Linked DNA regions of Homo sapiens: all the other regions are linked to region 1. A link is a contact called in ENCODE Hi-C or POLR2A ChIA-PET data. All regions are on one chromosome and are shown on one strand. The core of a region is the stretch at or near the end of the contact, and the rest is flanking DNA. Distances in the headings are between cores, read along the strand shown.

Region 1 (3,302 bases), core at 229-2,728:
TTGCTCTTTTAAGCCATTGAGATTTGGGGTTTCTGTTATTGCAGCAAAACCTAACTTATACTGACCCTTACATTCACATTCCCACCACCATGATTTTTTGAGAATGTTAACATTTCCTTATACCTGGTTCAGCTTTTTAAAGAAGCGAAATCCAAAAATAACTGTATCCTTTGTCGCTTGCCTCCTTCCAGCCCTTTTCCTTCCTCCCCAGAATAGCTACCGTCTCAAAGATGTATGCGTCTGTCCTGTCCATGTTTGGTAGATTTACTCCGTAAGTATGTGTACAACACAATATATAGTATTACTTCATGTTACTAAAATTTGCATGAATAATATTGATTATTCTAAAAATTGCTTTTGTATTCAACATTATTATTTTAGATGTATCAATATTGATACGTTAGTTTCAGTTCACTCACTTTAAATTTGATATAATATCCCTTCATATGAATGTATCACAATTTATAAAGCCTTTTCCTACTAATGAACTTTTAAATTACTTTTTTCTTTTAAAAACAATTCTCTTAAATACAAGGCTTTTTATGTAGGTATGCAAGAGCTTCTCTTGGTTGTATGCAAGAGCTTCTCTTGGTTGTATACCAAGAGTGGAATTGCTAAGATATAAGGTCTACTAAACCTCAAATTTGATAGATATTGCCAAATTTCTATCCAAAATGGCTTTTTTTCATTTACAGTCCTATCATCAGTGTCTACATGTTTTGTCATTGCTTTATCATGTCAAACATTTCATGTTGTCCGACTTTTAAAATTTTAGCCAATCTGATGGGTCTGAAATGGCATCTCCTAATTTTTTATTTTGCATTTCTTTGAGTATCAGTGAAGTTAAGCATCTTTCCATTTCTTTTAGGATTATTTCCTTTTCAGAGTTTTCCTTGTTGATATAGACTGATCATTTATTTCTATGTTTTTTTCTCCTTATGGATGTGTAGAATTTTCTTCCTCCTGTGTTCTGGGTACTAATCCAGTTACATAAATTGTAAGTGCATTTTCTGCATCTGTGACTTGCTTTTAATTTTGTTCTTTGCCCAGTTATCCTTCTCTCGCAAGCCATTGGCTGCCTGCTTGTGCACACACTTGATTTTTCAGATCATAGCAACTACATGGTAAAAATGGCTTGGAGGCGTGTTTTGAAAAACCTAGGTGAATAAATGTTGCTTGCTCTAAATATCTGTAGTAGGATATGGAATGTGTTTTTACAAGATAATCGGTGAAGGACCTGTTTTGCTTACTCAAGGATCTCATTTGCTAACACGATTGTGTGGTGAAAGCAAAAGAACCAGGTGTAAGTGGAAAAAACCTTAGTCATTAAGAGTTGTTTGGGCTGCTCAATGGTGAGTATCAGGGGTGACTGGTTTCCCCCTGCCATGATGAATCCTGGCATGATTTGCCTGGCTGTTTTGACATTTTGTAGACCTAGCATATGTGGGAGGGCACTTGAAAGACGTCTCATACTCAAGTGGTCTCTCCTCTTCCCATACACACCTTACGGATTCTTCACAGGGTGTGATGATGGGAAGCCTAGACACGCTTATCAGAAGGTAGGAAAAAATGGTGTCTTGGAAGTGCTTGTAGCTTTCCAATGAGGGGAGTCACTTTAAAGCTTTGTTTATCTTTCTGTGCCTCAGCTAACCCCAGAGGAAAATCTTAGCTCAGGACAGGAAGCTCAGAGCACCCAAAAGGATGACTACTGCAGTGCAAGACTATTTATGTCTGCCTCTTACATATCCCTCCGTGTTCTCCCCCAGGAGGCCTGGGCTGTGCTGCAGCTCCAAGGAGGCCTGCATATATCATCACTCCCTAGGAAACCAAGGGGTATGGCAGAAACCGAGCTCTGGGATCAATTATACTGGTAAAACTACAAAGGCAGGGGGTGAGCCAGAGTGTTGTGGCTTAGGAACAACTTGCTGAAAAAAGACTTGATGTTCCCAAGTAGAACCCTGTGGCCCCAGGGGAGGTGACCTCGGCTGTCTGGTCAACCAGCCAGAGTGCTAGGTCTCAGAAGCCAGGACACACCTTCCGTTCCAGTTGACTCACTTGAGTGGCAAATTCTTTTCTCCCTCACAATCCTCTCATCTTCAAAGGGAATTCATTAAGCCCCACCATGCCATCGGCACTTGGCCAGGTGTTATACTGGCCCATTAGGTGGACACAGGCCGTAGCCCCAGGGAGCATGCCAAATGAGGTGGAGGGTGGCAGCTGTGACCTAGTGACATCCCCTGAGGTGGTTTTGCAGCACCTTCTATAAACCCTCCAGCTGTTTCAAACTATTTGTGTGGGGCTTTCCACACAAGCTGTGTTCTCTCCCGTCCCCTTGCTTTAGTTCACTCTTTTCCTTTTGCTTGGAATGCTCTTCCACTCTATCTGTCAATGCACTCAAATGCCCACTCCTGGATGGAGACTTTCCTGGCAACCCCAGGCAGAATTAGCCACTCCCAATTCTGTGTATTCTCATAGCACTCTGTATCATTAATATAGCACATGCCAATCTGTGCTGGAATCATCTGCTTATATGTCTGTCTCCCTAATGGACTCTGAATTCCTTGAAGATGCATTCTGCGACTTATCCATCTTTGTTTCTTCAGCAAGAATTTGGTTGGTGCTTAGTAAATGTGTGCTGAGTTAAATGCAGAAAGGGACACAGCTCATGATTTTATCTGATTTTACCTTGTGGTATAACTGGAAGCAGGTCACGTCTGTCTGAGTTTTAGTTTCCTTTTCTGTAAAATGGGTGGGGGGAGGATACATTAGAAAATGGCCTCTAAGAGGTTTTCTGGCTCTACTGTCTATGATTTTAAAATTCTAGTCTCCTATTGAAAAACCGAGAGTTCATCATAACTCTTTAAAGACCAACATGTTTTCGTTTACATGTATCAAAGAGCCTGATGTTCCCTTCCCACCTCTAGTCTGCCACCTATAAAAAAAGTTGTGTATTGCTTAGCAGTTTGCAAATTTTCTGACTGAAGTTTCAAGAGGTTTGTGGGATTGATTGATTACAGGAAGCGTGTAAATTTTATCTTCCCTGGGGAATAAAATTGTGGGACTAATTGATTCTTTTAAAGGCTTGTATTTTCTGGTGATTTTGTCAGCCTGGGTACATGTGGAAAGGGGTCTTGTGTAGCTGCTTGTGGCATCCCTGTGTCTCTCTTCTCACCACAATGCAGGCGTCACTGCACGTGCCACACCTAGTAGTCTGTGTCCCATGAGGCCCATGCTTTTCCTAGGCTACCTCTCTGCCCCTTGAGTTACATGTTTGGAAATTCCTGCATGGATAGAACTGAGTA
Region 2 (3,302 bases), core at 373-2,872, 980 kb before region 1:
GGTCCCCTCAAGCTGTAATGAAGCAGTCACTTCCTTGGTCATCTAGACCACTGCGGTGATGGGCTGAAGTTAGCTCAAGAAGCCATCGGCATCTCTCAGTGCAGGTTTTGACATGAAATGGCAACATTCAGGCTTTGTAGAAGAAGCTGAAGGCAGTAAACTCCAAGCCAGAGTAAAAATCAAGTGTGTTCTGATGTGTTGGATCAAAACTTGGGAACCTCATGTGCTCTATCCTACCCCTGATAACAGCTGCAAATGTTTGTTTTTTTTTCTCTAGCATCTGGCCGGCCCATGTGTAAACAGAATGAAGAGTCAGCATGGGGAAAGAATCTGAATGCCCCGTTTCTCAGCCTCTTAAGGATACAGTGAAATGGGACAGGGTCTGAGTTAGGAAACTCTTTGAAATTACACGGAGATTCAGGCAGCAGCTCCCAATGGCACTATAGAATCTCTCACCTATAAGTCCCTTTTTATGCAAGAAAGACAGTTAAACAAAGGTAGTGTTGGGTAGTGGTAAGAACAGTGGATTGAGAATTGGATGACTCAAATTCCAAATGAGGCTCCTATAATAACTGACCGTGAGCCTTTGGGAAGACTATTCTTTCTGGGTCTCATTTCACCATCTGAGTTATAAGATGGCGGAGTCTTCTCTAAGGTTTCATCCAGCTTTACTTTTCAACTTTTTGGCATAATTCTAGCTGTAAAACAGGGGTCTAGGACTAGAATCTACCATATTGCTATGTTTATTCAATAGGTATATTCCTAGCTACTGTTTCTTCCTTTGACTAAATGACACTTTAAAGGTTATATCAACTCCCCCAAATCTTTTATGTCGCTTTACCTTGTCTCAATCCTAAACAACAAGTTAGGACTAACATCAGTGCTAAAGATAGAATTCAACCTATCAATTATTGTTTCTGTTCAAAAGCTAATTATTTAATCAGGGTCTTCCACTTGTTCAAAATTATAAGCAGATTAAGTGCTGAGCATGATTTTTAATGTGAAACATATGACTTTGGTATTCAAATGTACTTTTAAAGTTTTCAATATCTTTTCAATTTCTAAAAAGTAGATCAGAGTAAAATTTTTTTAAAGTAAAGATACTATTAGCTTTGATAAATGAAGTACAAACTAAATAACATATTATGAATTTGTAAATTCATATACAAATATACCTTGAAAGCTAAGTAAAGAATGTTGACTTAATTTAGCAGGCAATGAATGGAAGAAGGTTTCTAACTGAAGGAGTAATTACAATCTGAGACTAGAAACTGAGTTATTCCAAGAAATTACTCTTTGTAACCCAGCAATTAAACCTCTCAAAGAAGGCAGAATTCTTAGTTTTATGCCCATTTCACTGGATTACATTTCCCCTCTTTAAATTCTATTTTTTCACCACATCGTGATCCTCTTAAGAAAAGTTGTCAAAGAAATGGAAATAGAAGGAATGAGAAATAAAAGTCAAGAAGACATTGTAGACTTGATCTGTCTTATTTGGAGCTTGTATTTAAACAGAGGTACTTTTCATCCTTTCAGAGTTCCAGTTGGCCCCACTTCCAAGATGGCTGAGGATGTTGGCTCCTGCTCCATTCCAGCAGAGGGCGCTCTTGGAGCAGGATTGGGGATGGCAGTGGGAAACTGGGAGGACAATCTGAGCCTCATTCACCAGCCACTTAAGTTTGGTGTGAATCTGAGTCCTTCTGGACTGACCTAAAAGACAGCTCATTGGTCCGTGCCTTACAGAATTCTATTCATAGTCTAGTTAAACTCTGATGAAGACCCCATTTTCCAGCTCTACCTTCTCTGCTTACTGTAGAGAAAAAAGTGACTAAATTATCCTCAAGAAATAGAAAATAAGTTAAGAAATGTGACATCTGGGCACGTGCACAGAGGAGCTACTGAGGACTGAGAAATCAGGAAAAGGTTAGCCAAAATAGGTGTGTGTGAGAGATGTCAAAACTGCTTAGCAAAATCGCCTGTCTACTTTCTACCTCGTCTTCCAGAAGGGAATTCATAAATTTTTTTAAAAAGTAGTAGCAATATCATGGGCAGAGCCCAAATAATGACACAAAATGAATCTTGTACAATTGGCCCTTTGTATCCATAGGTTCCACATCCATGAATTCAACCAAGTGTCGATGAAAAATATTTGGAAAAATAAATGGAAGGTTGCATTTGTACTGAACATGTAGAGATTTTCTTGTCATTCTTCCCTAAATAGTACAGTATAACAACGATTGACATAGCATTTACACTGTATTATTATGAGTAATCTAGCAATGATTTAAAGCATATAGGAGGATGTGCGTAGGTTATATGCAAATACTACACCATTTTATATGAGATACTTGAGCATCCCTGGATTTTGGTATCCTCAGAAGATTCTGGAACCAATCCCTCAAGGATACCAAAGGATGACTATACTAGGAATGAATAGCTGAAATCCATAAAGGTTTTTGAGCTCAAGAATGATGTGAGCAAAGCTTAGCAACTGGGTTGCCTAGCAAAAGATTTATCCATTGCAACCCAGGGACTGAGCTCCAACTTGTAGCAAAAAAAAAAAAAAAAAAAACAAAGAGCACCAAGGAGCAGTGGAGATCTGGGCTGTAGCCCTAGCTCCAAGACTTCTTGTCTCTGTGTCTTTGGCCAGGTTCCTTGGGTGCGTCTCTTCAAGCCTCAGTTTCTCTGTCCATCAAGTGTGGGAGCTAAACCACATAACCTGTCAGATTCATTTCATATTTTACATTTTGAGTCTGTGCGTTTGTAGCATATTAGAACAGTAATTTAATTTTTCCTCAGGGAATCCATGGAAGGCAGGTTAAAGGTAGCTGACCATTTATTATGTCATTCTTCAGTGAATAGACATGTCCCTGAGGGAAGAGAAGAGCTCTTCTCAGAGACTTCCAGTCGCATCCTTCCCTCCAATCGACATATGCCCTCCAGTCATGAGCAGTGGGGGTGTGGTGTGGGGCTAAGGGTGAGGAAGAGAGTATCTATTTCTTAGCTGGTTTATGGAATCCAAGGTGGAAGTGGAGTTTGATCAGTCACTCAGTGTAGACTGACTTTGGGGCAAATAGAAAGCGAGCACTAGAAGAAGCTTAAGAGCTCAACTGCTCTTCCCTATCATTTAGTAAATGCTAAAATGTAGATCTCAAGGCCACACAGTAATTGGTAGAATAAACCTGGATTATGGTGTTTTTATAGGCTAAATGTAACCTCCAGCATATAACCTCCTCACTTACTAATCCCTATATCTCTACCAGAACTATTTAGATTTTCTCCTCCTGCTCATCACTAGATTT
Region 3 (3,302 bases), core at 579-3,078, 730 kb before region 1:
TTTTCTTATGATGAAAGATTCTGAGAGACCATTTCTTTCAGTATTTCTGAAGTTTATTTGGCTAGAGAACAGCCTCCACCTCCACTCCACGGCTGTCACTAACCCAGTGCAGAATACTTAACACCTGTGGAATACACCATGGAGAAACACAGGGTTCCTCCGTTAAGAGTTGTCTCTTACACCAAAGAAGACAGCTTAAAACTTTCAGTGTTCGAGCCTAGAAGCAGTAATCCAGTACTATTCTTACTGTCATAATCAGAGACCTACTCTAATACCTCTCTCTCGATAGTGTTTAGGGCTCAATACCTCCTAAGAAAAATGAACAACTGTGTCCAACTTATTTGTTAATAAGCAACTTCTAGCATATTGTATGGGTAATAAAACACGATTGAATATTTGTGGTGGGAGGTGCTGAAAGGGAATAGTTTGTGTTATTTTTGTTTCTCGTTTCTTCAGAAGTAGAAGTGTGAGTTGTATCAGCAACATATTCACTGTAGCATATTAATTCCTCATGTTTGCAAGACCCTTTTCAAGATGCCTACTTTCACAGATGTGAAATCTCAAATGCCTACACAACAGCCCTGTATGACATGTAATCCTATTTCTGGATGAGAAAATAGAGACTTAAGAAGATAAGTGAGCAACCTTGTAGAGGTACCGCTGCTTAAAAACAGCAGAACGTTGAAACTGGGGTGTGCTGAGTTGGGCATACTTCTTCACTGCAATGCCTCTCGGGGTTTTGATATCATTGTCTCCAAGACTTTCTAGTTCTCTTACTGTGCGGCTGTTTGGATTTTAGTCTGAGTCTATTATCTAAGCAAAGATTTCTTTTATCAGAGTGGAGGTTTGCTGCCAAATAGCAAAACAAAGACATTGTGAAGCAAACCTTTCTCTTAAAAAAAGACATTCTTGTAAGTATCAATCTTAATCACTAATATGTTTGTTTCTGAAATACCCGAATCTCTTACTAAAGGCAAGTTAACGTTATATGATCCACAGGTGAGTTACTGAGCGACAGATTTTAGAGGACTCCGTCAAAATTGTCTTAACATAAATCTCCTACGGGATTACCAAGTGCCAAGAACTTTAAGTATAAAGACAAATTATTCAGAGATCCTGTCTCTAACAACTCACAGTTTGGGAAGAAAGAGACATGAAAATAGGCAATTACAATAAAGTCTAAGCTCTAAAACACAGGTATGAATTCAGTGTTCTGAGACGGAAGAAGGCTGCCAAAAAAAGATGACCTGTAGTTTGATCTTGAAGAATAAATTGCGTACAACAGCCGGAAAAAAAAAAAAAAGAAGAAGAAGAAGAAAAGAAAGAAGGAAGAAAGTTAAAGGCATTTCAGGAGGAACATGTATATCTAAAAAACTGTTAAGAGGAAAGGCTGGGCGTGGTGGCTTACGCCTATAATCCCAGCACTTTGGGAGGCTGAGGGAGGCGGATCACGAGGTCAGGAAATCGAGACCATCCTAGCTAACATGGTGAAATCCCACCTCTACTAAAAATACAAAAAATTAGCCGGGCATGGTGGCGGGTGCCTGGTGTCTGTAGTCCCAGCTACTCTGGAGGCTGAGGCAGAAGAATTGCTTGAACCCAGGAGGCAGAGGTTGCAGTGAGCCCAGATCACATCATTGCATTCCAGCCTGGGCGACAGAGCGAGACTCTGTCTCAAAAAAAAAAAAAAAAAAAAAAAGGGAAAAAAACAGAACTAGGATGAGAAAAGAGAAGTAAGATATGGTCAATGCCAAGCCTGTTTTAAGTAATGGGAAGTCATTATGAGATTTAAAAATGGGAGCTGAGTTTTTATGAAAGTCATGCTTCTGAAGTAAGTGTATTGGCAAACATCTTCTAACACCAAGACCACTGACACTTTCAAAAAAAAAAAACGCAGCCAGATATCGTGGCATTCTGAGCAATTTAGTGGCTAATATGCTTTAAAAAGGACTGATGTTTACTAAGCATGGCAGAGCCTGCTAACTGCTCACCAAAATCCATTTCCTCCTCTTGCTGGGCACACTGCTAGACTACATTTCCCATGCTCCTTGCAGTTAGATGTGGCCTTGTGAGGCACAGGAAGGATGGAGACTGGGCCCTGAACTACCACATGGAGATAAGTCACTCGCTGGCCAGGCTGACCTGCCTTACGGCAATACAATATGCTCAAAGGTTAATCGTTGAAAGTCATGGGAAATTGAATGCTTTATATTCTTTCTATGTTTCTGTATTTTCCCTTCTTAAAATAAAGATTTTTTTTTTTTCAGCTGAAAATTATCTAAAACTGGTTCTTCTTTGCCATTCCTCTTTTCTTGCTAGGGGCCCAGGTGATTGTCATTCAAGAAAATACTTAATATGAAGCCAAATTTACAGCCAAATCTGGGTCTAAATCCCTGGTAAACATTATGGGTGGGACTATGCAGTAATGAAGACTTGCTTCTGAAACAAAATGTACACATGAATAGGACCCTTGATGAAGAAGGAAACTCCACTAGATTAAGAATAACATACATAACAGTATCTGTCATATTCATATAACACTTCATGGTATTTGATTATACATTTACATAGAAACCCATAAATACAGAAGACCTGACTATTCAGAATATCTTTAATCTTAGTTCTGCCTTTAAGTTGTCCAGTGATTTTGCTCAAATCATTTCCATTTTCTGAGCCTCAGTTTCTTTATGTGTAACATGTTATTTTCAAAGCTTCCTTTGGTTCTACTCTATCATTTTTTTGTGCCCATTTGTGCCCATAGTATGCAAGACACATATCATTACCAATCTTTAGAGTGAAATCACAGATATTCATATTTACAGATCCTTTGTAGTCTATAAAAATAGACACACTGAGTAAGTGGAAACCTCATTATGACAGAGATTTCCATTTATGAGAGGACTTAAGCCAGTTGTCAGCATCCCCTGAAACATCCAGAACTTCATTCAGCATTCTGAATCTGAGTAAGCAATGGGCAGGTCACAGGGTTTCTGCAGCCTACTGAACTTTCACTACACTTGGGGCATGAAATCAAGAACACACAAAGGTTAATCACCTTATCATCCCACTGCCCCTTTTCTGAGTGGAGAAGAAAAATATCCATCATCCTTTCTAAAGGAAAAAGGAAGCATGGGAAACAGCCCGCACTAAGGTGCAAATGGCTCCCAGGAAAACACCACACCATCTTGCATCTTTGTTACTACAATTTACCTACTTTAACCTGTGTGCTAAGGATCCAATTTACAAAATGGATACCCACTATCTGTCGCAATGTCAGCCCCCTGAGTTCCTCTGGGGCTGAC

What was found. Hi-C counts contacts between places; a loop is a spot of excess contacts on that map. ChIA-PET counts read pairs that join two places held with the same protein, here RNA polymerase II (POLR2A). Pooled maps may share reads with other maps.
Region 2: a loop to region 1 is called in a map of OCI-LY7, with 9 times the contacts of the local background. The contact joins the enhancer-like site here to the promoter of LINC01991 in region 1. A Hi-C loop is called at or near these places in 7 of 168 maps with a recorded cell type or tissue (B cell, OCI-LY7, Ramos and 3 more), 4 of 37 single-sample maps with no recorded cell type and 18 of 50 pooled maps. POLR2A ChIA-PET finds 5 or more read pairs at or near these places in 4 of 52 experiments (OCI-LY7, WTC11, activated B cell and 1 more).
Region 3: a pooled map shows a loop between it and region 1 (6-fold over the local background). The contact joins the enhancer-like site here to the promoter of LINC01991 in region 1. A Hi-C loop is called at or near these places in 4 of 50 pooled maps. POLR2A ChIA-PET finds 5 or more read pairs at or near these places in 2 of 52 experiments (OCI-LY7 and activated B cell).

The regions. Positions count from the first base shown.
Region 1 is chr3:187,974,583-187,977,884 of GRCh38, reverse strand. LINC01991 (long intergenic non-protein coding RNA 1991) reads left to right here and starts at 1,478. Exons shown (of 3, transcript NR_135538.1): 1 at 1,478-1,559.
Region 2 is chr3:188,953,096-188,956,397 of GRCh38, reverse strand. No RefSeq gene overlaps it. Among named protein-coding and RNA genes, the nearest start is that of TPRG1-AS1, 7.1 kb to the right of the region's middle. RefSeq lists a silencer at 1,564-1,858. Within about 2 kb of position 1,622, at least 7 of the 41 ENCODE cell types and tissues checked have a DNase peak (open chromatin) inside an H3K27ac peak, as active enhancers do.
Region 3 is chr3:188,700,342-188,703,643 of GRCh38, reverse strand. The region is part of intron 7 of LPP (LIM domain containing preferred translocation partner in lipoma); the gene reads right to left. Among named protein-coding and RNA genes, the nearest start is that of MIR28, 13 kb to the right of the region's middle. Within about 2 kb of position 1,828, at least 4 of the 41 ENCODE cell types and tissues checked have a DNase peak (open chromatin) inside an H3K27ac peak, as active enhancers do.